2 separate regions of the Homo sapiens genome follow, and region 2 is linked to region 1. Evidence: read pairs that join two places in POLR2A ChIA-PET (ENCODE). Cell type or tissue: Panc1. All regions are shown on one strand. Each heading gives the region's core, and the rest is flanking DNA. Links, peaks and the distances in the headings are about the cores only.

Region 1 (14,849 bases), core at 3,785-11,784:
AACCAAAGTGATATTAACCCATCCAAAGGGGCCCTTTTGACATGCACTATCTCCTACATGGCTGCACGTTGAACATACCTAACCATCCCAGGCTTACAAATGCTTTTAGAGCAAGTTTCAAAGTTTGGTCCAGGGTTTCCTGGAGGTCCCTGAGACTTTGTCCACAAAGTTAAAATTACTTTCTTTTTTTTTTTTTTTTTTGAGATGGAGTCTTGCTCTGTCGCCCAAGCTGGAGTGCAATGGCGCAATCTCGGCTCACTGCAAGCTCCGCGATTCTCCTGCCTCAGCCTCCGGAGTAGCTGGGACTACAGGCGCCCGCCACCACCCCCGGCTAATTTTTTTTTGTAATTTTAGTAGAGACGGGGTTTCACCATGTTAGCCAGGATGGTCTTGATCTCCTGACCTCGTGATCCGCCCGCCTCGGCCTCCCAAAGTGCTGGGATTACAGGCGTGAGCCACCGCGCTCGGCCAAAATTACTTTCATAATAATTCCAGGACTTTTTTTGCGTATTTCAATCTCATTCACTTATGAGCATACAATGGCTCCATGACATGTGATGACATAATTGCTCTGCCAGTGTGTGCTTGTGGATGGCTGGATTTTAATATTGTCAGTTTTAGCCTAGGCAACACAGCAAGACTGTGTATACAAAAAAATCAATAAATTAGTTGGGTGTGGTGGTGCACACCTGTAGTCCCAACCACTCAGAAAGCTGAAGCGAGAGGATCACTTGAGGCCAGGAGTTCGAGGCTGCAGTGAGCTGTGATCATGCCACTGCACTCCACTCTGGGCAACAGGGTGAGACCCTGTCTCAAAAATCAATCAATAATAAAAAATTTGTTTAAATGGCCAGTTTTAAGTTCTAATATGGTAAATATCAATAGCTATAACCCACACAGGCCGGGCGCAGTGGCTCATGCCTGTAATCCCAGCACTTTGAAAGGCCGAGGCGGATGGATGACCTGAAGTCAGGAGTTGGAGACCAGCCTGGCCGACACGGTGAAACCCTGTCTCTAATAAAAATACAAAAAAATTAGCCAGGCGTGATGGCGCACACCTGTAGTCTCAGCTACTCGGGAGGCTGAGGTGGGAGGATTGCTTGAACCTGTGGGGCAGAGGTTGCAGTGAGCCAAGATCACACTATTGCACTCCAGCCTGGGCGACTAGAATGAAACTCCATCTCAAAAAAAAAAAAAAGTTATAACCCACACAAATAAAAGCTGTTTGGGGTCCTTGATACTATTAAGAATGTAAAAGAGTCCTAAGACCAAAAAGTTCCAGAACAGTTGCCTATAGCAACATTTCCCGAGTCACTGTGACAGTCCCTAAAGGATCCCACAGATCCCCAAACATTTCCCCAGGCCCAGGCCCTGGATGACAGTCACAGCCATGAGCTGCCGAGAGCTCTTTGGGATCAAGACCTTTCCTTCAGGTTCGTACTATGATGTCAAATTGGATTTTTCCCAGAACTTCCAGAATTGCTACTACTGCCCAAAACTGAGGACAAAAGTGGCCAACTACCCCAGAGCCTAAGTTCGAGGTCACTGCCATTATAACCAGCCACTTACCCAAATAAGTTACTGAGAGGACCCAAGGCTGTCCAGAAAAGGATAGAGAAGAGAAAGGAAGCATCATCCTGTTTGGGGGGAAAATGAGAGAGGAAAGTTCTCAAGAGAGGCTACACCTTTCCCTCCCCATGAACTTTGTGGGTTTTTTTGTGTATTTGTTTGTTTGAGACCGAGTCTCACTCTGTCGCTCAGGCTGGAGTGCAGTGGTGCGATCTCAGCTCACTGCAACCTCCACCTCCTGGGTTCAGGTGATTCTCCTGCCTCAGCCTCCTGAGTAGCTGGGACTACAGGCACATGCCACTATGCCCGGCTAATTTTTAAATTTTTGTATTTTTAGTAGAGACGGGGTTTCACCATGTTGGCCAGGCTGGTCTTGAACTCCTGACCTCAAGTGATCCACCTGCCTCGGCCTCCCAAAGTGCTGGGATTATAGGTGTGAGCCACCGTGCCTGGCCTGAAGGCTATGTTTTTAAATGAATGAAAATGAGAGAAATATTAAAGACTCTAGCAAAATTGTCATTAAGTTTCCCTGTAGCCTTTATCCAACAGGAAAAAGGAAATTAACAATACATTTATTTTTAAAAATAAAAATAATAGACAGGCCGGGCGTGGTGGCTCACTTCTGTGAGCCACCTTTGGGAGGCCGAGGTGGGTGGATCACTTGAGGTCAGGAGTTCAAGACCAGCCTGGCCAATATGGGGAAACCCCGTCCCTACTGAAAATACGAAAATTAGCCGGGTGTAGTGGTGCGTGCCTGTAATCCCAGCTACTCCGGAGGCTGAGGCACGAGAATGGCTTGAACTGGCAAGGTGAAGGTTTCAGTGAGCTGAGATCGCACCACTGCACTCCAGCCTAGGAGACAGAGCTAGACTCTGTCTCGAAATAATAATAATAATAAAGACACAGTCTTGGGGCCAGCTGTGGTGGCTCATGCCTGTAATCCCAGCACTTTGTGAGGCCAAGGTGGGTGGATCATTTGAGGTCAGGAGTTCAAGACCAGCCTGGCCAACATGGTGAAACCCTGTCTCTACTGAAAATTCAAAAATTAGCCAGGCAGTAGTGGTGTGCACCTGTAATCCCAGCTACGCAGGAGGCTGAGGCAGGAGAATCTCTTGAGCCTGGGAGGCAGAGGTTGCGGTGAGTGGAGATTGCGCCACTGCACTACAGTCTGGGCGACAGAGTGAGACCCTGTCTCGAAAACAATAAATAAATAAAAAAGACACAGTCTTGGATGCTGTGATTTTGGATCATAGTCTTGGAAAACAATAGATAGCAGGTAGAGAGCAGTCACTGCAGAACAAATGGAAACTGTCATGTTTTTGATCCCAAGGGATTGAGATTTCTCAATAAACTATTTCTGTTTAGAACAGGGAGTTGGAGCTGTGCCCAGGTGGATGTTATTGGGCACAGGCTGTATAGAGGTGGGTCTTAAATCAGTACCAGTAAAAGCCAGATGTAACTTCCAAAGATGGTGGCAACAATGTTTCCCAGCCCATATATTCCTCTAGAACTTTGATACCCCTTCCATTGGGAAGTGGAATTTGTGTAAGCTCCCCTTACATCTAGGCAGTTTGTGACTTGCTTGTAACCAAGACTATGTGGCAGAAGTAATGCTGCATGATTCCAAGGCTAGATCAGAAGAGATAAGGCCCCTTCCTTTCCTTCTTTCCTTCCTTCCTTCCTTCCTTCCCTCCTTCCCTCCCTCCTTCCCTCCTTTCTTTCTTTCTCTCTCTTTCTTTCTTTCCTTCCTTCTTTCTTTCTCTCTTTCTCTCTTTCTCTTTCTTTCTTTCATTTCGATGGAGTCTCACTCTGTCGCCCAGGCTGGAGTGCAGTGGCGTGATCTCGGCTCACTGCAACCTCCGCCTCCCAGGTTCAAGCGATTCTCCTGCCTCAGCCTCCTGAGTAGCTGGGACCGCAGGCCCGTGCTACCATGCCCAGCTAATTTTTGTATTTTTAGTAGAGACGGGATTTCACCATGTTTTCCAGGCTGGTCTTGGACTCCCGACCTCAGGTGATCCACCTGCCTCAAGCTCCCAAAGTGTTGGGATTACAGGCGTGAGCAACCGCACCCAGTCGCGGCTGCTACTTTCATAAAACACTTGTACTGGATGCCGAAGCTGCCATGTAAGTCCAACTGCCCAGAGGCTGTCATGATGTGAGGGAGCCCAAACCAGTTCGCGTGGAGAGACCACATTGAGAAGCCCTGAGACAACATGGAGTGGGGAGAGAGTAAGAGAAAGAGAGAGAGAGAGAGATCCATCCACCCCCAGCTGCTTCCCTGTTCCAGTTTCAGCTGCCAAGTGACTGCAACCATATGAAATTCCAAGTCAGAACTGCCCAGTTGGGTCCTTCCCAAAACTCTGACCACAGACACAGTGAAAAATAATAGGATGACTGTTGTTGTTTTGGGCCACCATATTTTGGAGTGATTTGTTACCAAGCAATAGTAACTAGAAAGAGGGAAATGTGTGGAGCATAAGGAGCTTGCAAAGAAAAGCAGCCTTAAGAGGTGAGAATGGCCATGTAATGACGATAACAGAAGCTAACATTTGAACGCTTTCTGTATATGGGCACCATTCTCAGTGCTTTGCATTAACTAACTCATTTAATCCTCACGGGAACTCTACCATATGAGTGCCTTCATTATCTCTATGTTACTGACGGGAAACAGGGCAGAGAAGACAGAAATTTGTTTGGAATGGAAATTGAACCCAGGTGTGGCTCCTGCAGCCCTAGTGTGAGCCACTCACCTTACTATTTGAGGAACATGTGACTTGGCTCAGCCAATCTGGCCATTATGGTTTTTCCTTCTGTCCCTCCGATCACAGTGATTGGCTCTTGCATGAACACGTGCCCTCTGTTGGCCCAATCAGAGTTAGCCTCATTACTTTGGCAGGAAACCTGAGCCAAAGGTGCTCTCCTTTGCTTGTGGGATATGAAGAAGGTTCCCTGTGGCCAGAGGCTGGAGGTAGTCATCTTGGGAGCTTCCACTGGAAAAGATAAAGCAGAGAGATAAAAAGAAATGGGAGAAATGGGGTCTGGCCGGGCACGGGGGCTCACGCTTGTAATCCCAGCACTTTGGGAGGCCAAGGCAGGCAGATCACTTGAGGTCAGGAGTTCAAGACCAGCCTGGCCAACATGGTAAAACCCGGTCTCTATTAAAAATACAAAAAACTTTTTCTCTTTTGTCTCCTGTGACTGTGTTTGTTCGTTCCTTCCTTTCTTCCTTCCTTCCCTCCCTCCTTTCTCTTTTCTTTTTTTCTTTCCTTTCTTTCTTCCTCTTTTTTTTTATTCTTTTCTCTCTTTCTTTCTTCCTCTTTCTTTTTCTTTCTCTTCTTTTTTTGTCTCTGTGTCTTTCTCTTTCTTTCTTTCATCTTTTTTTTTTTTTTTTTTTTTTTTTGAGACAAGAGTTTCACTCTTGTTGCCCAGGCTGGAGTGCAATGGCACCATCTTGGCTCACCACAACCTCTGCCTCCTGGGTTCAAGCAATTCTCCTGCCTCAGCCTCCTGAGTAGCTGAGATTACAGGCATTTGCCACCACGCCCGGCTAATTTTATATTTTTAGTAGAGACAGGATTTCTCCATGTTGGTCACGCTGGTCTTGAACTCCCGATCTCAGGTGATTTGCCCGCCTCCGCCTCCCAAAGTGCTGGGATTACAGGCATGAGCCACTGCGCCTGGACTTTTTTTTTTTTTTTTTAAAGAGCCTCACTCTGTCACCCAGGCTGGAGTGCAATGGAACAAACTCGGCTCATTGCAACCTCTGCCTCCTGGGTTCAAGTCATTCTTGTGCCTCAGCCTCCTGAGTAGTTGGGACTACAGGTACATGCCACCATTTCCTGGCTAATTTTTGTACTTGTACTAGAAACGGGGTTTTGCCATGTTGGCCAGGCTGGTCTTGAACTCCTGACCTCAGGTGATCCGCCCACCTCAGCCTCCCAAAATGCTGGGATTATAGGCATGAACCACTGGGCCCGGCCTGACTGTGTATTTTCAAATAGCCTGTCTTCAAACTCACTAATTCTTTCTTCTGTTTGATCAATTCTGCTGTTAAAATACTCTGATGCGCTCTCGCTCTCCCTCTCCCTCTCCCCACGGTTTCCCTCTCCCTCTCTTTCCACGGTCTCCCTCTGATGCTGAGCCAAAGCTGGACTGTACTGCTGCCATCTCGGCTCACTGCAACCTCCCTGCCTGATTCTCCTGCCTCAGCCTGCCGAGTACCTGGGATTGCAGGCGCCGCCACGCCTGACTGGTTTTCGTATTTTTTTGGTGGAGACGGGGTTTCGCTGTGTTGGCTGGGCTGGTCTCCAGCTCCTAACCGCGAGTGATCCGCCAGCCTCGGCCTCCCGAGGTGCCGGGATGGCAGACGGAGTTGCGTTCACTCAGTGCTCAATGGTGCCCAGGCTGGAGTGCAGTGGCGTGATCTCGGCTCGCTACAACCTCCACCTCCCAGCTGCCTGCCTTGGCCCCCCAAAGTGCCGAGATTGCAGCCTCTGCCCGGCCGCCACCCCGTCTGGGAAGTGAGGAGCGTCTCTGCCGGGCCACCCATCGTCTGGGATGTGAGGAGCCTCTCTGCCTGGCTGCCCAGTCTGGAAAGTGAGGAGCATCTCTGCCCGGCCGCCATCCCATCTAGGAAGTGAGGAGCATCTCTGCCAGGCCGCCCATCATCTGAGATGTGGGGAGCGCCTCTGCCCTGCCGCCCCGTCTGGGATGTGAGGAGCGTCTCTGCCCGGCCACCCCGTCTGAGAAGTGAGGAGACCCTCTGCCTGGCAACCGCCCCGTCTGAGAAGTGAGGAGCCCCTCAGCCCGGCAGCCACACCGTCTGAGAAGTGAGGAGCCCCTTTGCCCGGCAGCCACCCCGTCTGGGAAGTGAGGAGCGTCTCCGCCCGGCAGCCACCCCGTCCGGGAGGGAGGTGGGGGTCAGCCCCCCACCCGGCCAGCCGCCCCGTCCGGGAGGGAGGTGGGGGGGTCAGCCCCCCGCCCGGCCAGCCGCCCCGTCCGGGAGGGAGGTGGGGGGGTCAGCCCCCCACCCGGCCAGCCGCCCCGTCCGGGAGGTGAGGGGCGCCTCTGCCCGGCCGCCCCTACTGGGAAGTGAGGAGCCCCTCTGCCCGGCCAGCCGCCCCGTCCGGGAGGGAGGTGGGGGGGTCGGCCCCCCGCCCGGCCAGCCGCCCCGTCCGGGAGGTCAGGGGCGCCTCTGCCCGGCCGCCCCTACTGGGAAGTGAGGAGCCCCTCTGCCCGGCCAGCCGCCCCGTCCGGGAGGGAGGTGGGGGGGTCGGCCCCCCGCCCGGCCAGCCGCCCCGTCCGGGAGGTGAGGGGCGCCTCTGCCCGGCCGCCCCTACTGGGAAGTGAGGAGCCCCTCTGCCCGGCCACCACCCCGTCTGGGAGGTGTACTCAACAGCTCATTGAGAACGGGCCATGATGACAATGGCAGTTTTGTGGAATAGAAAATGGGGAAAGGTGGAGAAAAGATTGAGAAATCGGATGGTTGCTGTGTCTGTGTAGGAAGAGGTAGACATGGGAGACTTTTCATTTTGTTCTGTACTAAGAAAAATTCTTCTGCCTTGGGATCCTGTTGATCTGTGACCTTGCCCCCAACCCTGTGCTCTCTGAAACATGTGCTGTGTCCACTCAGGGTTGAATGGATTAAGGGCGGTGCAAGATGTGCTTTGTTAAACAGATGCTTGAAGGCAGCATGCTCGTTAAGAGTCATCACCACTCCCTAATCTCAAGTACCCAGGGACACAAACACTGCGGAAGGCCGCAGGGTCCTCTGCCTAGGAAAACCAGAGACCTTTGTTCACTTGTTTATCTGCTGACCTTCCCTCCACTATTGTCCTGTGACCCTGCCAAATCCCCCTCTGCGAGAAACACCCAAGAATGATTAAAAAAATAATAAATAAAAAAATAAAAATACAAAAATTAGCTGGGCGTGGTGGCACATACCTATAGTCCCAGCTACTCGGGAGGCTAAGGCAGGAGAATCACTTGAATTCCGGGGAATTGGAGGTTGCCGCAGTGAGCCAAGATTGTGCCACTGCACTCCAGCCTGGGCAACAGAACCAGACTACGTCAAAAAAAAAAAAAAAAAAGAGAGAGAGAAAGAAAGAGAGAGAAAAGAAAGAAAAAAAGAAAGAAGAAAGAAAGAAGGAAAGAAAGAAAAGAAAGTCCTTGGTGACATGGCTGAGCCATTGTGTCAACTTTGGCTGAAGCCAGCACAAGTGTGGATTTTCCAGCCACAGATTCCCCTTACAATTTAAGCCATTTGAGTCAGCTGTTCTGGTACTTGCATCTAGGCGAATCATCAAATATTTTACAAGCAGTCCAGGTGCAGTGGCTCACACCTTAATCCCAGTACATTGGGAGGCCAAGGCAGGAGGATCGCTTGAGTTCCATAGTGAGAATTTGTCTCCAAAAAAAAAAAAAAGAAAAGAAAAAATGAATTTCACAACCAATACTTTGGGCACTGACCGAGCAGCATGGTTCACTTCTGTGCCCGATATTGACCCTTTACTTCCTGCATTGTGGAGAGGTCTGGGAAGTCCTGGGAGAGGGACCAGGGCAGCTAGAGTGGCCTTGGTGGAGGACGTCATTGGAGCGACTTGAGACAGAATGATTTACCAACCAATACGGAAATAATTCAGTATTTCAACAATCAACATAGCCTAGATATACCCCAACAACATGCTCCGCAGACAGCTAGTCCAAGCTGAATATGAGCTTTACTTGCTGAAGGATACAACACCCCCCGCCCTTTTTTTGTTTGTTTGTTTGTTATTGAGACGGAGTCTCGCACTGTCGCCCGGGCTGGAGTGCAGTGGCGCGATCTCGGCTCACTGCAACCTCCGCCTCCCGCGTTCAAGCGATTCTCTTGCCCTTTTGACGTGAGCTAGTGTGAATGGATTTCTGTTTCTTGCAACCAAGCACATACAGAAGAAAAAAAAAAAAAAGATCCCCTGACAAGCCTGAGTCATGAATCAAACGTTCAGGAAATAAATAGCAGTCCAATCTCACTTTAACCGTATGAGGTCATCTTAGCTTCGGGTCAGGCTGAAACTCTGCCGAGATTTTTGACCATGAGCTCTGCCAAAGGGTCCGCACCCTTTGGCCCAAGAATCCCTCCTCTGGGACACACAAGGAGGTCCATGAGGGGATTATTTATAATGGGAGGAAATTGGAAACAGCTTCAACCTCTGGCAATGCTGCCCTTTTGAATAAACATAGTGCAAACATTAGAGATTGTGTTTATCCAAAGATGTTTTAACAGGGGAACAGCTTACATTTTAAGAGGGGAAAAAACAGGGCTGTATAAACAATTTGCTCACACAGTTATGTAAAACACACACGTGCACACACACAACACACGCATTTAAAAAGCTCACAGAGAATAGAAAAGGCTGAAAGGAAATATATCAAAATGTCAACAACCATAGTGGTACAGGACTTAGGGATGGGAGGGGCGTCTTTGCCTTGCTAGTTCTCTGTAGTTTCCAAATGTTGCTTGATGAACGCCAAACTCTCCTTTTTTTTTTTTTTTTTTTTTTTTTTTTTTTTTTGAGATAGAGCCTCGCTCTATACCCCAGGCTGGAGTGCAGTGGCACGATCTCGGCTCACTGCAACCTCCGTCTCCCGGGTTCAAGCGATTCTCATGCCTCAGCTCCCGAGTAGCTGTGATTACAGGTGCCTGCCACCACGCTTGGCTAATTTTTCTTTTTCTTTTTCTTTTTTTTTTTTTTGAGAAGGAGTCTCGCCCTGTCCCCCAGGTTGGAGTGCAGTGGCGCAATCTCGGCTCGCTGCAACCTCTGCCTCCCAGGTTCAAGCAATTCTCTGCCTCAGCCTCCCAAGTTGCTGGAATTTACAGGCGCCCACCACAACACCTGGCTAATTTTCGTATTTTTAGTAGAGACGGGGTTTCACCATCTTGGCCAGGCTGGTCTTGAACTCCTGACCTTGTGATCCACCCACCTCAGCCTCCCAAAGTGCTGCTGGGATTACAGGCATGAGCCACCGCACCCAGCCTGATTCTTGTATTTTTGGTAGAGACAGTGTTTTGTCATGTCGGCCAGGCTGATCTTGAACTTCTGACCTCAGGTGATCCACCTGCCTTGGCCTCCCAAAGTGCTGGGATTATAAACGCGAGCCATTGCACCCGGCCCAAACTCTCCTTCAATAAATTTTATTTTCAGTTTTTAAACTCTTATATCATGAAAATTTTCAAACAGACACAAAAAGTCAAGAGACAATAAGCTTACATATACTCATCACCCAGGTTCAAGAACCATCAATATTTTGCCATTTCATCTTCTTTCCCCTCCCCATTTTTTTGAATACTTGAAAAAAAATCACACCCTGTAGTCCCAGCTACTCAGGAGGCTGAGGCAGAAGGATCGCTTGAGCCCAGAGTTTGAGACGAGTCCGGGCAGCATAGTGAGGCCCTGTCTGTAAAAAACATAAAAATAAAAAATAGGCCAGGCAGGGCAGGACGCAGTGGCTCACGTCTGTAATCCCAGCACTTTGGGAGGCCGAGGCAGGCAGATCACAAGGTCAGGAGATCGAGACCATCCCGGCTAACATGGTGAAACCCCGTCTCTACTAAAAATACAAAAAATTAGCCAGGCGTGGTGGGGGCCTGTAGTCTCAGCTACTCGGGAGGCTGAGGCAGGAGAATGACGTGAACCCAGGAGGCGGAGCTTGCAGTGAGCCGAGATCAGGCCACAGCACTCCAGCCTAGGCGACAGAGCGAGACTCCACCTCAAAAAAAAAAAAAAATTGGCCAGGCACGGTGACTCAGGCCTGTAATTCCAGGACTTTGGGAGGCCAAGTTGGGAGGATCACTTGAGGCCAGGAGTCTGAGACCAGCCTGGGCAATATAGTCTTGTGTCTACAAAAATAATTTTTAAAACATTAGCAAAGCATGGTGGCCAGTGCTTGTAATCTCAGCTATTTGGGAGACTGAGGCGGGCGGATCACTTGAGCCTAGAAGTTTGAGGTTACAGTGAGCTGTGATCATGCCACTGCACTCCAGCCTGAGCAACAGAATGAGACCCCATCTCTAAAAAATTAATAAATAAAAATTTTAAAAAATTACAGGTGAGAGGTATTATGTTGTTTCATTTGTAAATACTTCAATGAGCACCTTGAAGAGAAGAATAGGGTACATTTTCTTTTCTTTCTTTATTTTTTTGACGGTCTTGCTCTGTCGCTCAGGCTGGAGTGCAGTGACACAATCTCAGCTCACTGCAACCTCAAACTCCTGGGTTTAAGTACTCCTCCCACCTCAGCCTCCTGAGTAGCTGAGATTACAGGCGCACCCCACCACACTCGGCTAATGTTTTTTAAAATTTTGTGTAGAGATGAGGTCTCACTATGTTGCTTAGGTTGGTCTCGAACTCTTGAGCTCAAGCAATCCTCCCATCTGGGCCTCCCAAAATGCTGGGACTACAGGTGTGAGTCACCACGCCCAGCCAAGGCATGGTATGTGGGCATTACCCAACCACAATGGCATTATCAAGTCTAGCATAATTAACCGAAATTCCTTAATATCTCCTAAAAGCCAGTTTGTGTTCCCCAATTGTCTCAAAAACAGATTTTTACAGTTGTTTGGTGTGAATTGGAATCCAGAGAAAGTACATTCATTGTATTTGGTTTTGAATTTTCTTCTTCTTTTCTACAAATGGTAAAATTTATGGGTGAGTGTGCGTGTGCTCGTGTATAATCCTGATTCTTAAGGGTTTTTTTTTCTTTTTTTGGTTTTGGTTTTGGTTTTTGAGACAGGGTCTACAGTGCAGTGGCACGATCATTTCTCACTGCAACCTCAGCCTCCGGGTTCAAACAATTTTCTTGCCTTAGCTGCTGAAATAGCTGGGATTACAGGCATGTGCCTCCACACCCAGCTAATTTTTGTATTTTTAGTAGAGACGGGGTTTCACCATGTTGGCCAGGCTGGTCTTGAACTCCTGGCCTCAAATGATCCTCCTGCCATAGCCTCCCAAAGTGCTGGGATTGCAGGCAGGATCATTTCATCTGGCTCGATTCTGAGTTTTGAAAAATTCGTAAGTCATGTAATCACCACAGTCTGCATTCATGACAGTTTTATTACTTCAAAAATTCTCTTGGGCTTTGTAGACAAGCATAGTTGGTTTTTGTATCTGCATTTATTGTTCTAATGGGAGGAAAAGCAATCGTGGGAGGTTGTTTAAGGCCTGAAGTTATTCAAGATTGGGCGGGAGTCCACCAGCAAAAGCCCAGGATTAGGCAGGAGGAGACCTGGGCTCCAGGCTTGCTCTTCCACTTGGGCCTTCCTCTCTCTGAGCCTCAGCTTCCCCATCTGTAAGATGGGTATGTGAAAACCCCAAGAGTTAACAAAGGCATCCAGGAAGCTCTCAACTGTGGCAGCTCTTTCTTTCTTCTACTTTTTTTTTTTTTTTTTCGAGATGGAGTTTTGTTCTTGCTGCCCAGGCTAGAGTGCAGTGTTGTGATCTCGGCTTACTGTGATCTCTGCCTCCCGGGTTCAAGCGATTCTCCTGCCTCAGCCTCCCGAGTAGCTGGGATTACAGGCATGTGCCACCACACCCGGCTAATTTTGTATTTTTAGCAGAGATGGGATTTCTCTATGTTGGTCAGACTTGTCTCGAACTCCCGACCTCAGGTGATTAGTCCACCTCGCCCTCCCAAAGTGCTGGGATTACAGGCGTGAACCACCGCGCCCGGCCCTCTTCCTTCTTTATTTACAGCTCTGAGGCCGAGTCATCCCAACCCAGGCACTAGCCCTGCACAGAGCAGCCAGCCCTCCTGGTCGCCTGCCCGCTGCTCCCCCACAGACAACCTGACAGTGTTCCGCGCTTTATTTTAAATTATTTTTTATTTTTGGAGACAGGGTCTTACTCTGCTGCCCAGGCTGGAGTGCAGTGGCATGATCACGGCTCACCTCAGATCTCCTGGGATCCAGCGATCCTCCCACCTCAGCCTCCTAAGTAGCCTTGGGAGTACAGGTGGGTGCCACCATGCCTGGCTAATTTTTAATTTTTTGTAGAGACAGGGGTCTCACTATGTTGCCCAGGCTGATCTCGAACTCCTGGGATTAAGCCAGCCTCCCACTTTGGCCTCCCAAAGTGCTGGGATTAGAGATATGAGCCACCACACCCAGCCTATGTTCTGTGTTTTCTACCTTCAATAGCACTCAAATTCTCCCCTTCCCTTGGCGGGGCGTAGTGGCTCACACCTGTAATCCCAGCACTTTGGGAGGTTGAGGTGTGCGGATCACTTGAGGCCAGGAGTTCAAGACTAGCCTGGCCAACATGGCAAAACCCTGTCTCTCCTAAAAATACAAAAAATTAGGCCAGACGTCGTGGCTCATGCCTGTAATCCCAGCACTTTGGGAGGCCGGGGCAGGTGGATCGCTTGAGGTCAGGAGTATGAGACCAGCCTGGCCAATATGGTGAAACCCCGTCTCTACCAAAAATATTAAAAATTAGCTGGGTGTGAGGGTGCGTGCCTGTAATCCCAGCTACTTGGGAGGCTGAGGCAGGAAAATCCCTTGAACTCGGGAGGCAGAGGTTGCAGTGAGCAGAGATCGTGCCATTGCACTACAGTCTTGGAGACAGACTGAAACTCTGTCTCAAAAAAATATAATAAAATAAAATTATCTCCTTCCCCAATCCACAGTCCCCAGGGCCTGCGCCTCCCAGATTCTCCATGGCCCTGTCCATCTCCGCTGCCTGGGTCCCTGCCCGGCCGGCCTCCTCCCTGGACTCCAGCCTGCCCTTATGTCTCCCATGACCCACTCCCACCCAGCCACCCACAAGCACTTTCTAAATCTGACCACAGACCCCCATGTCTCAAAGGATAACTCGAGGCCTGCCAAGCGCCTCCCTTCCCCATAGGACAAAATTATTGCCAGTAATAATCAGGAAATGAAATGAACAATATTAATAGTCAGAAAAGAAATGTAAACAGTGGAGATTTTCTTTTCTTGAACCTCATATACGTAAAGTCTGCCAGTAAAAATTAAATTTAAAAGTAAACATTACAGTACTAAAAAAAAAAAGAAAGAAAAATAGCACTACTATTTATTCAAAGTTTATTGAAAAATTCGAAGTTGGAACTTGGGTTTTTGGGTTACAGTCTGATATAAAATTGTTATGTAAATAGTTGTGAGTTTTTTTCTTCTTGAGGAGAGAGAGACTGGGAGGGAGGGAGGAAACAGGAAGAGAGACAGACAGAGAGACAGACACAGAGTGAGACACAGTTGACCCCTTCACATGGGGCCCTGGGCACTTAGAATTCACCCTGCAAAGCCCCCCCGAAGTCAGGACTTGGTGTGGGGTGTTGCAGAAATGTTTCCTCCCCCTGCCCGGGCTCCGCTGGGAAGCCACGTCCCCCACCCCTGCCCTTCCTCCCACCCACAGCCTGCCTTCTCTCTGGGGACCTCTGTGGAGCTGCCTGGAACATGCGTGGGGTGACATGCATAGCAAGCTGGGGGAAGCAACCAAGGTGGTGGCCAGGCCCCTTGAAGACATAAAAGCACATTGCATTGGGAGGGAGGGACCCCGGGGGGCTGAGAATGTCCTGTTGCTTAAACTGGATGGAGGGGACACTGGGTGGTGGGTGCAGCTCCTCGTTTTCAGCAGTGGTTTCTTGAAGTAGACCCATATTCAGGAAAGTACAAACCGTAAGTGTAACCGCTGGAGGAATTATCACCGATTGAACACACCTGTGTCACCAGCCACCAGCCCAAGAAGCAATATCTCCAGCCCCCCAGAAGCCCCCTCGGCGCTCCCTTATCACCTGCCCTCCCTCCAAGGTCATTATCACCCTCACTTCTGACAGCATAGATTGGTTGTGCCTGTTTTGAATTCATGTAAATGCAATCTGAAAATATGTTCTTTTTAGCATCTGGCTTTTTTCAGTCAGCACCGTGAAAAAAATTCATCCTGGTTGTCGTGTGCAGTTACAGGTTATTCTCATTGCAGCACACACACATTGCAGGCCACTGTGGGATCAGTTTATCCATTCTTCTGCTGGTGGTGAGGGACTGAGCCAAGGGGGCCAGGCGCGGTGGCTCACACCTGTAATCCCAGCACTTTGGGAGACTGAGGTAGATGGATCACTTGAGATCAGCAGTTCGAGACCAGCCTGGCCACATGGTGAAACCCCGTCTCTACTAATAATACAAAAATTAGCTGGGGGTGGTGGCGGGTGCCTGTAGTCCCAGCTACTCGGGAGGCTGAGGCAGGAGAATTGCCTGAACCTGAGAGGAGGAGCTTGCTGTGAGCCGAGATCGT
Region 2 (13,953 bases), core at 1-8,000, 540 kb before region 1:
CCGGCCGCTGAACTCCTCAGCCTGACCTCCCAGGGCCTCCCGCACAGCCTCCTGCCCAACCAGGACCACCACAGGCCGCCAGGGTCCCAGGTAGATGGTGAACACCGGTCCGTACTTCTTACTCAGCTGGGGGTAGGGAGGAAGAAAGAGGAGGGTGCTGTGACCTCTTCGATCCAAGGTGTCTCCATCATGGCCCCTGTCACTTGAGGAGCCACCGGGTCTAGCTTCTACGCCCTCTACCAGGAACCTGCCCCCATCCCAGCAGAAATAGCTGAGGCTCAGTTCTCTTTTTGCACTAGGCTCCCGGGCCTCCTCCCCCAGTACATCCTTCAGTGGCATCCCCCAACTTCCTGTCGTTCCCTTGCTTCCTGCTGAACCCTAACCTCTGACGCTGGGCAATCCAGAAGCAGTTTGGGTCTCCCTTAATTCCTTAGGGCCCTCCCTGCCCCCCAAATATCCAGCCACCCCTTTCAGTCACCACAAAACCCTGAAATTCTGGAGCAGACACTGCTGAGTATCCGCCCCATCTCTCCCCCAAGACCCCACCCTTTTTTCTACGTCCTTGAAGTCACCCAGAATCCTTTTGAATGGGAAACTTCAGGCCTCTGCCCACTCCCACCTGCTATCCCCTAAGGCTGGGGCTGCCTCTGCCTTCTTTCTTGCTCTCCTTCCTCCCCAGTCCCAGGAACTCCCAACTGAGCTCCACCCATCCTCCCATCCTGCATTCTCTGCTGGCAGATTCCTTCAGCGGGACCCCCTCTCTGAGCCTGCAACCCTCCAGCCTCTTCTCTGCCTCCAACTCCCCGCAGGGACGCCTCCCCCTTTTCTTCTTTGTGCCCTCTTCAGCATGCCCCACCTGTATGGCTCCAGCTACCTCTCCCTCTGGGACAAGCCCAGCTGCATCAGCTTCTCCTCGGCTGGAGGACTCCTGTCTCTTTCAGCCTCGGTCCCTGCCCATCACCTTCCCAGGATTCTGTAGGCAGAGGTCTCTGCCCCTCCTAGCCCTGGTCCCCCACCCCACGATCCTCTCTCCCGGGCACCTCTCCCCTTCTCAGCCCTGGACAACCTGCTCCTGCCCCCAACCCCAGGACAGCAGCAGCCCCTTTGCCTTGGGACCCCTGCCCCTGCCTCCTCCCTAGGATACCCGAAAAGCCCCTCACCCTGGCACTCGGGTTTCTCTCCCAGGAATCCTCCCACCCCTAGCCAGGACGTCCCCAGAGCCCCTTACCCGCATGAGCCCTGAATACAGCGCCCCGGGCCGTAGCTGCAGGAGGTTTCCCAGCAGTGGTAGCGGCGTGGGCCCGGGGGGCAGGTGGCCTCGGGCCCTGGTCCCGGACAGCGCCAGCGTCAGCAGCAGGAGCAGCGCCAGCGCCAGCAGCAGCGCCCAGGTGCCGGTCGCCTCCATCTCGGCAGGTCGGCTCCTTCTCCTCTCCCAGGCGCTCCGCGCGGCTGGGCTAGTTAGGGGCGGGAGCCGGGCGTCTCCCTCCCCAACGAAGTCAGGCGCGGGGCGGGGCAGCTAGCCCAGCCCCCTGCCTCCTGGGCAGGCTTATCTCCCCGCCGCCGGGTTTCTCCCGGACCACCGCCGCCGCCTGATGTCGGGAACTCATGCTCCAACGGATGTCTCCGAGGTCACCCAGGTTTACGCGGGGCTTGGGCGGCGGAGACAGCGCCTTGGGCCCCCGGATAGGGAGTAAGCAAACAGAAGAACCTGGAAGTCAGAGACTTTGGCCGCCTGGAGGTTGCCACACCCCGCATCTGGCGGTGACCCCGCGCCACTCTCCCCAGCTCCTACCTCGCTCATTGTTCGGATGTGGGTTCCTGTGTGCGTGCGTGTATGGGGTGTCTTTGAGTCAATTTTCTCCAGCATCTTACATCTTCACGAACTGAGAGGAAGGACTTGACCTTTAAGGATAAACAATCTGAAGTCCAGGGAGATAAATCGGTTGGCCCCAGGTCAACTTGGCTGAGTGGCAGAGTTAATATTTTGACTTGGGCCAGTTAGAATGATTGAGTCATTCATTCATTCGTTTAGAGGCAGTTTGCAGAGCGGTTAGGACCGTGATGGCTGAAGCCAGACTGCTTGAATTCACAGCCTAATTCCTCTGTGCCTCTGTTAGCCTTGTAAAATGGGGCTAGTTTTCAGGATTAAATAGTACATCTGTGCACACCATTTAAAGCAGACGCAGGTGCACATGTAACAAGCACTAAATAGATGTTAGCTAATATTTCTGCAACTAACTGTTATTGAGGTCTTACTATAAACAAGACCTTGTTCTAGACCCGAGGGTGCAGCTATGAGCGATGGAGAGAAGGGCTCTGGCCTTCCTGAGCTCATATCCACATGCAGATGAAGATGAGATGAAAACAATTTCAGGAAGTGAGAAGGCCTGCCAGGGGAATGGGCTTCTTGAGAAGGAAGAATGTTAGAACCATTTGTGCATGAATTATTGTAGGTTTGGTTCACTGCTGTATCCCCAACATATAGTGCAGTGCCTGACACACAGTAGGCACTCAATAAATATTTGTTATATTTTCAAAGATTGAATGTAGGAGATAAGATTCATGAAGTCTGCAGGGGCCATCTTGCAAGGTCTTGGAAAAGACTGCATTTTATTTCTATTGCAAACGGAAGCTGTCTGGAGGGGTTTTCAGCAGGGCAGTTACTTTGTTTGCTTTGCATTTTGATTTCGTATTTTATTATAAAAATATTAAAATTTCAAACATACAGTGAACACCTGTATACCCATCAGATTCCACCATTTTATTATCCTTTCTTTGTTACCTATCTATTCTTTTTTTGTTTGAGATAGAGTCTCACTCTGTTGCCCAGAGTGGAGTGCAATAGCATACAGTCTTGGCTCATTGCAACCTCTGCCTCCCGGGTTCAAGCAATTCTCCTGCTTCAGCCTCTCAAGTAGCTGCGATTACAGGCGTGCACCACCATGCCTGGCTATTTTTTGTATTTTTAGTAGAGACGGGGTTTTTGCCATGTTGACCAGGCTGGTCTCAAACTCCTGACCTCAGGTGATCTTCTCACCTCAGCCTCCCAAAGTGCTGGGATTACAGGCATGAGCCACTGTGCCTGGCCCTTTTTTCATTACATATCTGTTCATTTTGCCTATCCATTGATTTTTTTTTAAGCATTTCAAAGTCAGTTGCAGATACCAGTACACTTCACTCCCAAATACATCAGCATGCATATCAGTAGCTAGAGCTCAGTATTTGTTTACAGATACTTTTTGTTCCTCAAGGTATCTTATATACAATGAAATACATAACTCTTAAGTGTATAATTAGATGAGCTTTGAGTTGCATATGCTGGAGTTTTAAAATATTAGATTCTTTGGGAGGCTGAGGCGGGCGGATCACGAGGTCAGGAGATCGAGACCATCCTGGCTAAAATGGTGAAACCCCGTCTCTACTAAAAATACAAAAAATTAGCCGGGCGTAGTGGCGGGCGCCTGTAGTCCCAGCTACTTGGGAGGCTGAGGCAGGAGAATGGCGTGAACCCGGGAGGCGGAGCTTGCAGTGAGCCGAGATCCCGCCACTGCACTCCAGCCTGGGCGACAGAGCGAGACTCCGTCTCAAAAAAAAAAAAAAAAAAAAAAAAATTAGATTCTTAGAATTTTCACAATCTTTTTTTGAGACAGGGTCTCGCTCTGTTGCCCAGGCTGGAGTGCAGTGGCACGATCTTGGCTCACTGCAATCTCTGCCTCCTGGGTTCATGTGATTCTCCTGCCTCAGCCTCCTGAGTAGCTGGGATTACAAGCGCCCACCACCACTCCCAGCTAACTTTTGTATTTTTAGTAGAGTTGGGGTTTCACCATGTTGGCCAGGCTGGTCTCGACCTCCTGACCTCAGGCAATTTACCCACCTCGGCCTCCCACAGTGCTGGGATTACAGGCATGAGCCACTGCCCCCGGCCTGCAATCTTGCAATTTGTATTCTAGTCCAGAGCCCTTTCTCTCAAGAGCATAGCCAGAGTGCTCCCTGGAGTCTGGGGAATCCTTGACTGTGGTCTTCTTTAGCATTGATTCTAGCCTCTAACATTCCAGGGGTGCCCTGAAGCCAAAGGAGGAGGGGTGGGGAGGCTCATACGCTCTTGCTATGAAGTAAATGCCAGTTCTCAGTTCCTCCTTTGCCTTGTTCTGGAAGGTTTCTAGGACGTTCCAAATCCAACCTTGAGCCTATCTGCTCCCTCTGTTCTACCCCTGGGAGAGCTAACAGACATCTCAAACTTCATGGATATAAAAGAATTCCCGATTCCCCCACCTCCTGCAAAGTGGGCTGTACCAGCTTCCCACCCCATCTGGGAATACTTTCTCTCACCTCCTTCCTTACCTCTGTAAAAGGTATCACCATCTTTTCACTTGCTGATGACAACAAAATATAGGAGAGGCCGGGCGCGGTGTCTCATGCCTGCAATCCCAGTACTTTGGGAGGCTGAGGTGGGCAGATCACCTGAGGTCAGGAGTTTGAGACCAGCCTGGCCAACATGGTGAAACCCCGTCTCTACTAAAAATACAAAATTAGCCAGGTGTGGTGGTGCATGCCTGTAATCCCAGCTACTCAGGGAGGCTGAGGCAGGAGAATCGCTTGAATCCGGGAGGCGGAGGTTGCAGTGAGCCGAGATCGCGCCATTGCACTCCAGCTTGGGCAACAAGAGTGAAACTCCGTCTCAAAAAAAAAATAGGAGGAGGGGAAAAAATTAGTTTCATTAGACAACACATCCTTCTGGGTTATCAGATTCTGGTCTTGTTCATTGTTTTTACAGCCATCTTTCCCCCTGATGCAATAGTCTTTCTGCATAATGTCTCTACTCGCCTGAGACCACATCTGTTTTTATTTGTCAGGTTTAACCTTGATTTCTCTCTTTGACTTTAAACCCAGTTTGTCAGCAAATCCTGCTGGCTCTACCTCCAAATACATTCCAAATTTATCCATTTCCTCCTTTCCCTACCACCCTGATCCAACTGACACCAGCCCTGATTCAAGGTACTGTCATTGCTTGCCAGGATTTTGCAGTAGCTTCCCCACTGAGCTACCTGCTTCCTCTCTCCTTCTCCCCCTCCTCCACAATTCATTCACTGGATGCCAGCCAGAAAGGTCTTTTTAAATGCAAGGAGAAAACTAATCTACGGTGGGAGGGAAGAGGGATCAGTACAGACTCCAGGGAGCATTCTCGTTTTGTTTTTGAGACAAAGGTCTCCAGCCTAGAATAAAAATAGAAAGACTGTTGACCAGGCACAGTGGCCAAGGCGGGTGGATCACCTGAGGTCAGGAGTTTGAGACCAGCCTAGCCAGCGTGGTGAAATCCTGTCTCTACTGAAAATATAAAAATTAACCGGCCAGGCGCAGTGGCTCACGCCTGTAATCCCAGTACTTTGGGAGACCGAGGTGGGTGGATCACGGGGTCAGGAGTTCAAGACCAGTCTGGCCAAGATGATGAAACCCCGTCTCTACTAAAAATACAAAAATTAGCCAGACGTGGTGGTGGGCACTTCTAATCCCAGCTAGTCGGGAGGCTGTGGCAGAGAATTGCTTGCTTGAACCCACAAGGCGGAGGTTTCAGTGAGCTGAGATCTCCCCACTGAACTCTAGCCTGGGCGACAGAACGAGACTCCGTCTCAAAAAAAAAAAAAAAATTAACTGGATGTGGTGGTGCACGCCTGTAGTCCCCAGCCACTGGGGTGGCTGAGGCAGGAGAATCACTTGAACCCAGGAGGTGGAGGTTGTAGTGAGCCAAGATTGTGCCACTGTACTCCAGCCTGGGCGATAAAGTGAGACTCAGTGTCAAAAAAAAAAAAAAAAAAAAAAAAAAAATATATATATATATATATATATGGCAAGATTATTATAAAGATTCCATGTCTAATGTTTAAAGATGATGATTGCAACATCCTATAGATAAGAAAACTTAAAAGTTCTTGCCGGGCGTGGTGGCTCACGCCTGTAATCCCAGCACTTTGGGAGGCCGAGACGGGCAGATCACGAGGTCAGGAGATCAAGACCATCCTGGCTAACGCGGTGAAACCCCATCTCTACTAAAAATACAAAAAATTAGCCGGGCGTGGTGTCAGGCGTCTATAGTCCCAGCTACTCGGCAGGCTGAGGCAGGAGAATGGCGTGAACCTGGGAGGTGGAGCTTGCAGTGAGCTGAGATTGTGCCACTGCACTCCAGCCTGGGTGACAGAGTGAGACTCCGTCTGAAAAAAAAAAAAAAATTAGCCGGTTATGGTGGCACGTGCCTGTAATCGCAGCTACTCTGGAGGCTGAGGCAGGAGGATTGCTTGAACCCAAGAGGCAGAGGTTGCAGTGAGCTGAGATTGTGCCACTGCCTTCCAGCCTGGGCAACAGAGTGAGACTCCGTCTCAAAAAAAAAGGGAACTTATTCCTTCTGTCTAGGTGTATTAACCAACCTCTCTCCCCACCCCACCCCACCCATACGCCTTTCCCAGTCTCTAGTATCCATCATTCCATTCTCTACCTCCATGTGATCAACTTTTTTAGCTTCCACTTGGGAGTAAGAACATGCATTGTTTATCTTTCTGTGCCTGGCTTATTTCAATTAATGTAATGACCTCCAGTTACATCCATGTGTAATTGTAATAGGTTTGTTGCCCAATGCACACAGCAAGTCAGTATATCGAGACACTGTGAAACCATTCCCACAGGGCTGACAAGAATTGCATGCTGGGTTCTGGACAGAAACATACTTATAATTAAGTGTTATTCGGGCTGCACTTTGGTCCATTTCCTTGTTGCTAAAACTCAGGTAGAGCTAGATACTGACCATGTGCACCCCCATTGTTCCTATAGACAGAATCTCTGATATTAGAGTCATAAGGCTTTTGTTAAAGAAAGAATCACTTAAGATGCTTTTCAGGGCCAGGCACGGTGGCTCACACCCATAATCCCAACACTTTGGGAGGCTGAGGTGGGTAGGTCACTTGAGGTCAGGACTTCAAGATCAACCCAGTCAACATGGTGAAACCCTATCTCTACTAAAAATACAAAGGACATTAGCGGAGTGGAGGTGGTGGGGGGAGGTGGTTCACACCTGTAATCCCAGCTACTCAGGAGGCTGAGACAGGAGAATTGCTTGAACCCAGGAGGCAGAGGTTGCAGTGAGCCGAGATTGTACCACTATACTCCAACCTGGGAGACAGAGTGAGACTCCATCTCAATAATAATAATAATAATAATAATAATAATAATAATAATAATAAATACATAAACAAAAATGTAAAAAGATGCTTTTCAGACCTTGAATTCCAGCAACCAGTGTGAAGGCTACCCACTGGGGAATGGGATCAGCATGAGAATGTGGCTTCTTCATCTCCCTGTCCCGTGACTTCACCCTACATTCTTCAACTCCTCATCTCTTTTGGCGACCCTACGATGAAACCTCTTCTCTCCTGCAACCCAGTGTCTCCTGTTGATTTGCTGTGTGCACTGGGCAATGAGCCTACTACAGTTATAACTGGTTTGCAGCAGAGAAGCAGGTTTAATTGTAGGGTCACTGAATGAGGAGATGGGGGGAAACCTCACATCCATCTCCCCTAAGAGTTTGGGGCTAGGGTGTTCAAGGGTTTTGGAGTGGGCTGAAGGGTGGAGATCGTTGATTGGTTGAAGAGTGCAGAGTGAAGTCACGGGACAGAGGGTGGAAGAAGAAGTTATAGTCTCATGCTGATCCCTTTCACTCGCGTCCGTGTGAAGAGACCACCAAACAGGCTTTGTGTGAGCAACAAGGCTGTTTATTTCACCTGGGTGCAGGCGGGCTGAGTCCAAAAAGAGTCAGTGAAGGGAGATAGGGGTGGGGCCGTTTTATAGGATTTGGGTAGGTAGTGGAAAATTACAGTCAAAGGGGGTTGTTCTCTGGCTGGCAGGGGTGGGGGTCACAAGGTGTTCAGCCGGGGAGCTTTTGAGCCAGGATGAGCCAGGAGAAGGAATTTCACAAGGTAATGTCATCAGTTAAGGCAGGAACAGGCCATTTTCACTTCTTTTGTGATTCTTCAGTTACTTCAGGCCATCTAGATGTATACGTGCAGGTCACAGGGGATGTGATGGCTTAGCTTGGGCTCAGAGGCCTGACAATCCCCATCCTCTGTAGGGGTCTTCAAACTGGTGGCTGGAATTGGGGGTCCAAAAAACATCTGACGTGATCCTTAACAAAAACATCATGATTCTAAGGTCAGCGATGCTGTCTATAAGAACAATGGGGATACAAATGGTCAGCATCTAGAGCTATGTGGCTTTCAGCAACAAGGAAGTGGACCAAAGTGCAGCATGATTAATGCTTAATTTTCTTTCTTTCTTTCTTTTTCTTTTTTTTTTTTTTTTTTGAGTCTCACTCTGTCACCCAAGCTGGGAGTGCAATGGCATGATCTCGGCTCACTGCAACCTCTGCCTCCCGGGTTCAAGCAATTCTGCCTAGGCCTCCCAAGTAGCTGAGATTACAGGCACCTGCCATCACACCCAGCTACTTTTTGTATTTTTAGTAGAGACAGGGTTTCACCATGTTGGCCAGGCTGGTCTCGAACACCTGCCCTCAAGTGATCTGCCCACCTCGGCCTCGCAAAGTGCTGGGATTACAGGTGTGAGCCACTGTGCCCAGCCAATGCTTAATTATATTTCTATCTAGAACCTGGCTTGCAGTTCTTGTCAACCCTGTAGGGACAGACAGTTTCACATGTTGCTGCAAATGACAGGATTTTATTCTTTTTCTAACGGCCAAATAGTTTTCCATTGTGTAGATGTACCACATATTCTTTATCCATTCATCTGTTGATGGACATTTAGGTTGATTCCATATCTTTGCTATTGTGAATAGTGCTGTAATAAACATTGCTGTGTAGCTATCCCTTTGATACACTGATTTCTTTTCCTTTCCATAAATTCCCAGTAGTGGGATTGCTGGATCATATGATTGTTTTTTGTTTGTTTTTTGAGATGGAGTCTTGCTCTGTCGCCCATGCTGGAGTGCAGTGGTGCCATCTCGGCTCACTGCAAGCTTCGCCTCCTGGGTTCACGCCATTCTCCTGCCTCAGCCTTCTGAGTAGCTGGGACTACAGGTGCCCGCCGCCATGGCCAGCTAATTTTTTTTTTTTTTTGTATTTTTAGTAGAGACGGGGTTTCACCGTGTTAGCCAGGATGGTCTGGATCTCCTGACCTTGTGATCCACCCACCTCGGCCTCCCAAAGTGCTGGGATTACAGGCGTGAGCCACCGCACCCAGCCCTTATGATAGTTTTTTGAGAAATTTCCATACTGTTTCTCATAGTGGCTGGACTAATTTACATTCTCACCAACAGGGTATGTTTCCTTTCCTCCACATCATTGCCAACGTGTATTATTTTTTGTCTTTTTATATTTTATATATTGATTCACTTTCTTTTTTGAGATGGAGTCTCACACTTGTTGCCCAGGCTGGAGTGCAGTGGTGTGATCTCCGTTCACTGCAACCTCTGCCTCCTGGATTCAAGTGATACTCCTGCCTCAGCTTCCTGAGTAGCTGGGACTACAGGCATGTGACACCATGCCTAGCTAATTTTTGTATTTTTAGTAGAGACAGGGTTTCACCATGTTGGCCAGGCTGGTCTTGAACTTCTGACCTCACTCAAGTGATCCACCCACCTTGGCCTCCCAAAGTTCTGGTATTACAGGCATGAGCCACTGGGCCCGGCCCTGCCCGGCCTACTTTTTTTTTTTTTTAAAGACAGAGTTTTGCTCTGTTGCCTAAGCTGGAGTGCAGTAGTGTGATCTCTGCTCACTGAAGCCTCTGCCTCACAGATGTCAGCGATCCTCCTGCCTCGACCTCCTGAGTAGCTGGGACTACAGGTACGCGCTCCATGCCTGGCTAATTTTTTGTAGAGACAGGGTTTAGCTATGTTGCCCAGGGCTCAAGCGATCCACCTGCCTCGGCCTCCCAAAGTTCTGGGATTACTGGTGGGAGCCACTGCTCCCGACCTTGATTTGCTTTTTTATACTCCCTTTTCCCACTGAAATGGTCTCTCCATAAGGGCCGATTCTCTGTCTGTTTTGTGTGTTGCTGTATCCCCAGTGCCTAACACACTGTGGATGCTCAATAAACATCTTGTCGAATAAACACTTTCAATACAATTTATAAATCTCTAAAATTCATCCAGAAAGCAATCAAGTGTCCAAAATTCTCAAGTCTAGAAAGCAAACATTCTTAGGTTCCCAAGATAGATTTCACAGTAACTGAGTGATTCCAGGTGGATTCTGGCCTTTCTGCAATGCCAAATCCCCACCCTGGGCCAGGAGATGCCCATTTGTATAGTTCAGCTGAAAACAGCCTGACTTTTTCCACCACTCCTTGCCCTGACCCCAGCTACTTCCCATCAGAAACCCTCTGATCTGGGCTGGACAGTGCTGGAGTGATCATTTTTGTGTCTGGCCCCCTACTGTGGATTTTCTTTTTCTTTCTTTCTTTTTTTTTTTTTGAGACGGAGTCTCGCTCTGTTGCCCAGGTGGAGTGCAATGGCGCGATCTCGGCTCACTGCAATATCTGCCTCCCGGGTTCAAGTGATTCTCCTGCCCCAGCCTCCCGAGTAGCTGGGATTACAGGCGCATGCCACCATGCCCAGCTAATTTTTTGTATTTTTAGTAGAGACGGGGTTTCACCGTGTTAACCAGTATGGTTTCGATCTCCTGACCTAGTGATCCGCCTGCCTTGGCTTCCCTAAGTGCTGGGATTACAGGCATGAGCCACCGCGCCTGACCACTACTGTGGATTTTCCTAACCATTCTGGAAGCTGCCAACCCCAGGGTTCTGGCAAGCTGTGTGATGGATGGGTTTAAGAAACTGCTGGGGGATTTAGTTTGCTAAGGCTCCTCCAAGCATATGGCTCTGGAACCCCACCTGCTGTCCAAGGCTAAGCCACAGCCTGTCTGCTCTGTGGTCCACTTTACCAGGCTCACTCTGCCTGCCCACTCTGATTTTTTCCTCTCAGTCTTGTTTATCTTAGTCTCTCTCCTTTCTCTTCTTCAGAGGTGCCTCATTCAGCACCTGGAACTAGATAGAAGGGGAAGTCCAAGATGAGTCCTGCTTCCAGGCCTTGGACTTCCCCAGATTCTGTGAGCATCATCCGTGGCTGGGAATAGTGTCAGTGAGTTGAGGTGATTACATCATCGACCCCAAAGCAGCAATGTTCTCTGCTCTGGGCTTCTACAGCCGTCTCGTCATCCTATCCCTCCTCCCTTCCCTATTTATCCTGTCATCCATCCACTCGTGCACCCCACCATCAGGAGAGCACTGCCTCCCCCATGCTCTCATTTACCCCCACCTATCCCTTATCCAGTCCTTCATTCCATCCCCTCATCCCACTGCTCATCCTGTCCCATTATCCTACATCCTCACCCCATCACCTCACCCCATCCTTTCTTTTCCTGACATGTTCTATGTACTGTGGACCTAAAAGAAAGAAGTCAAGGGGTGGGTGCAGTGGCTCATGCCTGTAATCCCAGCACTTTGGGAGGCCGGGGCGGGCAGATCACCTGAGGTCAGGAGTTTGAGACCTGCCTGGCCAACATGGAGAAAACCCATCTCCACTAAACATACAAAAATTAGCTGGGCGTGGTGGCGCGCACCTTATTGGCCAGGCTGGTCTCAAACTCCTGAGAGTTATGTTATTTTTGTAAACCAATAAGAATTCCTGACAAGCATTTTTTTTTTTTTTTTTTTTTAGCGGGGGTGGTTATTGAGTTTTTTTGAGACAGGGTCTCACCCCATAGCCCAGACTGGAGTGCAGTGGCAGGTTCATGGCTCACTGCAGCCTCGACCTCCCAGGCCCAGGTGATTCTCCCACCTCAGCCTCCTGAGTAGGTGGAATCACAGGCATGCACCACCATGCCTGCCTAATTTTTGTACTTTTTTTTGTAGAGATGAGGTTTCGCCATGTTGCCCAGTCTGGTCTTAAACTCTTGGGCTCAAGCGATCCACTTGTGTCAGTCCCACTCCCTGTCCCCCTTTTTTTACCTTTAAAAATCCACTTGTTCGCTGGGCACAGTGGCTCATGCCTGTAATCCCAGCACTGTGGGAGGCCATGGTGGGCAGATCACCTGAGGTCAGAAGTTCGAGACCAGCCTGGCAGACATGGAGAAACCACGCCTCTACTAAAAATACAAAAACTAAGAAAAACTAAAAAAAAAAAAAAAGATTAAAATAAAAATTCAAAAACTAGCCAGGGATGGTGGTGCACGTCTGCAATCCCAGCTACTTGGGAGGCTGAGGCAGGAGGATTGCTTGAAACTGGGAGGCAGAGGTGCATCAGCTGAGATCGCGCCATTGCACTCCAGCCCAGGCAAGAGAGTGAGACTCCGTCTCAAAAAAGAAAAAAAATCCACTGGTAGGCTGAGGCAAGAGGATCATTTAATCCCAGGAGTTCAAGACTGTGGTGAGCTATGATCTTGTTGCTACCCTCCAGCCTGGGTGACACGGTGAGACCCTGTCTCAGACCAAAAAATAAAATAAAATAAAATAAAATAAATCCAACTTGCAAGTACTGCTAAATCAGAGTGCATATTCAGGGCAATTTGAATCTATACTTCTGATTTGCAACCCTCAAGCTTGGCTCAAATAAATAAACTCTCTACTTTTGCCTTGACTTCTTCGTTTTTGTTTTTTTTTTTTTAACGGAGTCTCCCTCTGTTGCCCAGGCTGGAGTGCAGTGGCACGATCTCAGCTCACTGCAACCTCTGCCTCCCAAGTTCAAGCAATTCTCCTGCCTCAGCTTCCTGAGTAGCTGCGATTACAGACGCCTGCCACCATGCCCAACTAATTTTTTTTATTCTTTTTTTTTTTTTTTTTTTTTTTAATTTTTTTTTATTGATCATTCTTGGGTGTTTCTCGCAGAGGGGGATTTGGCAGGGTCATAGGACAATAGTGGAGGGAAGGTTGGCAGATAAACAAGTGAACAAAGGTCTCTGGTTTTCCTAGGCAGAGGACCCTGCGGCCTTCCGCAGTGTTTGTGTCCCTGGGTACTTGAGATTAAGGAGTGGTGATGACTCTTAACGAGCATGCTGCCTTCAAGCATCTGTTTAACAAAGCACATCTTGCACCGCCCTTAATCCATTTAACCCTGAGTGGACACAGCACATGTTTCAGAGAGCACAGGGTTGGGGGTAAGGTCACCGATCAACAGGATCCCAAGGCAGAAGAATTTATCTTAGTACAGAACAAAATGAAAAGTCTCCCATGTCTACTTCTTTCTACACAGACCCGGCAACCATCCGATTTCTCAATCTTTTCCCCACCTTTCCCCCCTTTCTATTCCACAAAACCGCCATTGTCATCCCGGCCCGTTCTCAATGAGCTGTTGGGTACACCTCCCAGACGAGGTGGTGGCTGGGAGAGGGGCTCCTCACTTCCTAGTAGGGGCGGCCGGGCAGAGGCGCCCCTCACCTCCCGGACGGGGCGTCTGGCCGGGCGGGGGGCTGACCCCCCCACCTCCCTCCCGGACGGGGCGGCTGGCCGGGCGGGGGGCTGACCCCCCCACCTCCCTCCCGGACGGGCTGGCTGGCCGGGCGGGGGCTGTCCCCCCCACCTCCCTCCCGGACGGGGCGGCTGGCCGGGCGGGGTGCTGATCCCCCCACCTCCCTCCCGGACGGGTCGGCTGGCCGGGCGGGGGGCTGAGCCCCCCACCTCCCTCCCGGACGGGGCGGCTGGCCGGGTGGGGGGCTGACTCCCCCACCTCCCTCCTGGACGGGGTGGCTGGCCAGGCAGAGGGGCTCCTCACTTCCCAGTAGGGGCGGCTGGGCAGAGGTGCCCCTCACCTCCCGGACGGGGCGGCTGGCCGGGCGGGGGGCTGACCCCACCTCCCTCCCAGACGGGGCGGCTGGCCGGGCGGGGGGCTGACCCCCCCACCTCCCTCCTGGACAGGGCGGCTGGCCGGGCAGGGGGCTGACCCCCCCACCTCCCTCCCGGACGGGG

Evidence for each region. Peaks named below come from ENCODE experiments on the same cell type or tissue, not always from the same donor. Only the 100,000 strongest peaks of a DNase experiment are listed, where the experiment ranks them.
Region 2: POLR2A ChIA-PET joins it to region 1 with 20 read pairs; 2 of 35 experiments call an interaction of 5 or more read pairs at or near these places.

What each region holds. Positions count from the first base shown.
Region 1 is chr19:40,639,993-40,654,841 of GRCh38, reverse strand. No RefSeq gene overlaps it. Among named protein-coding and RNA genes, the nearest start is that of NUMBL, 43 kb to the left of the region's middle. RefSeq lists enhancers at 2,555-2,604, 6,377-7,358. In Panc1, for the core only: no CTCF peak of the experiment used is centred there; no DNase peak of the experiment used is centred there; H3K4me3 peaks cover 856 bases; H3K27ac peaks cover 300 bases.
Region 2 is chr19:41,180,717-41,194,669 of GRCh38, reverse strand. It overlaps CYP2S1 (cytochrome P450 family 2 subfamily S member 1), which reads right to left and starts at 1,451. Exons shown (of 9, transcript NM_030622.8): 1 at 1,229-1,451; 2 at 1-126. The coding sequence starts at 1,405. It overlaps LOC124904790, which reads left to right and starts at 1,618. Exons shown (of 3, transcript XM_047439802.1): 1 at 1,618-1,690. The coding sequence starts at 1,618. It also overlaps the pseudogene RN7SL718P. RefSeq lists enhancers at 1-114, 1,425-1,925, 12,635-13,424 and a silencer at 1,423-1,512. In Panc1, for the core only: no CTCF peak of the experiment used is centred there; no DNase peak of the experiment used is centred there; H3K4me3 peaks cover 1,807 bases; H3K27ac peaks cover 375 bases.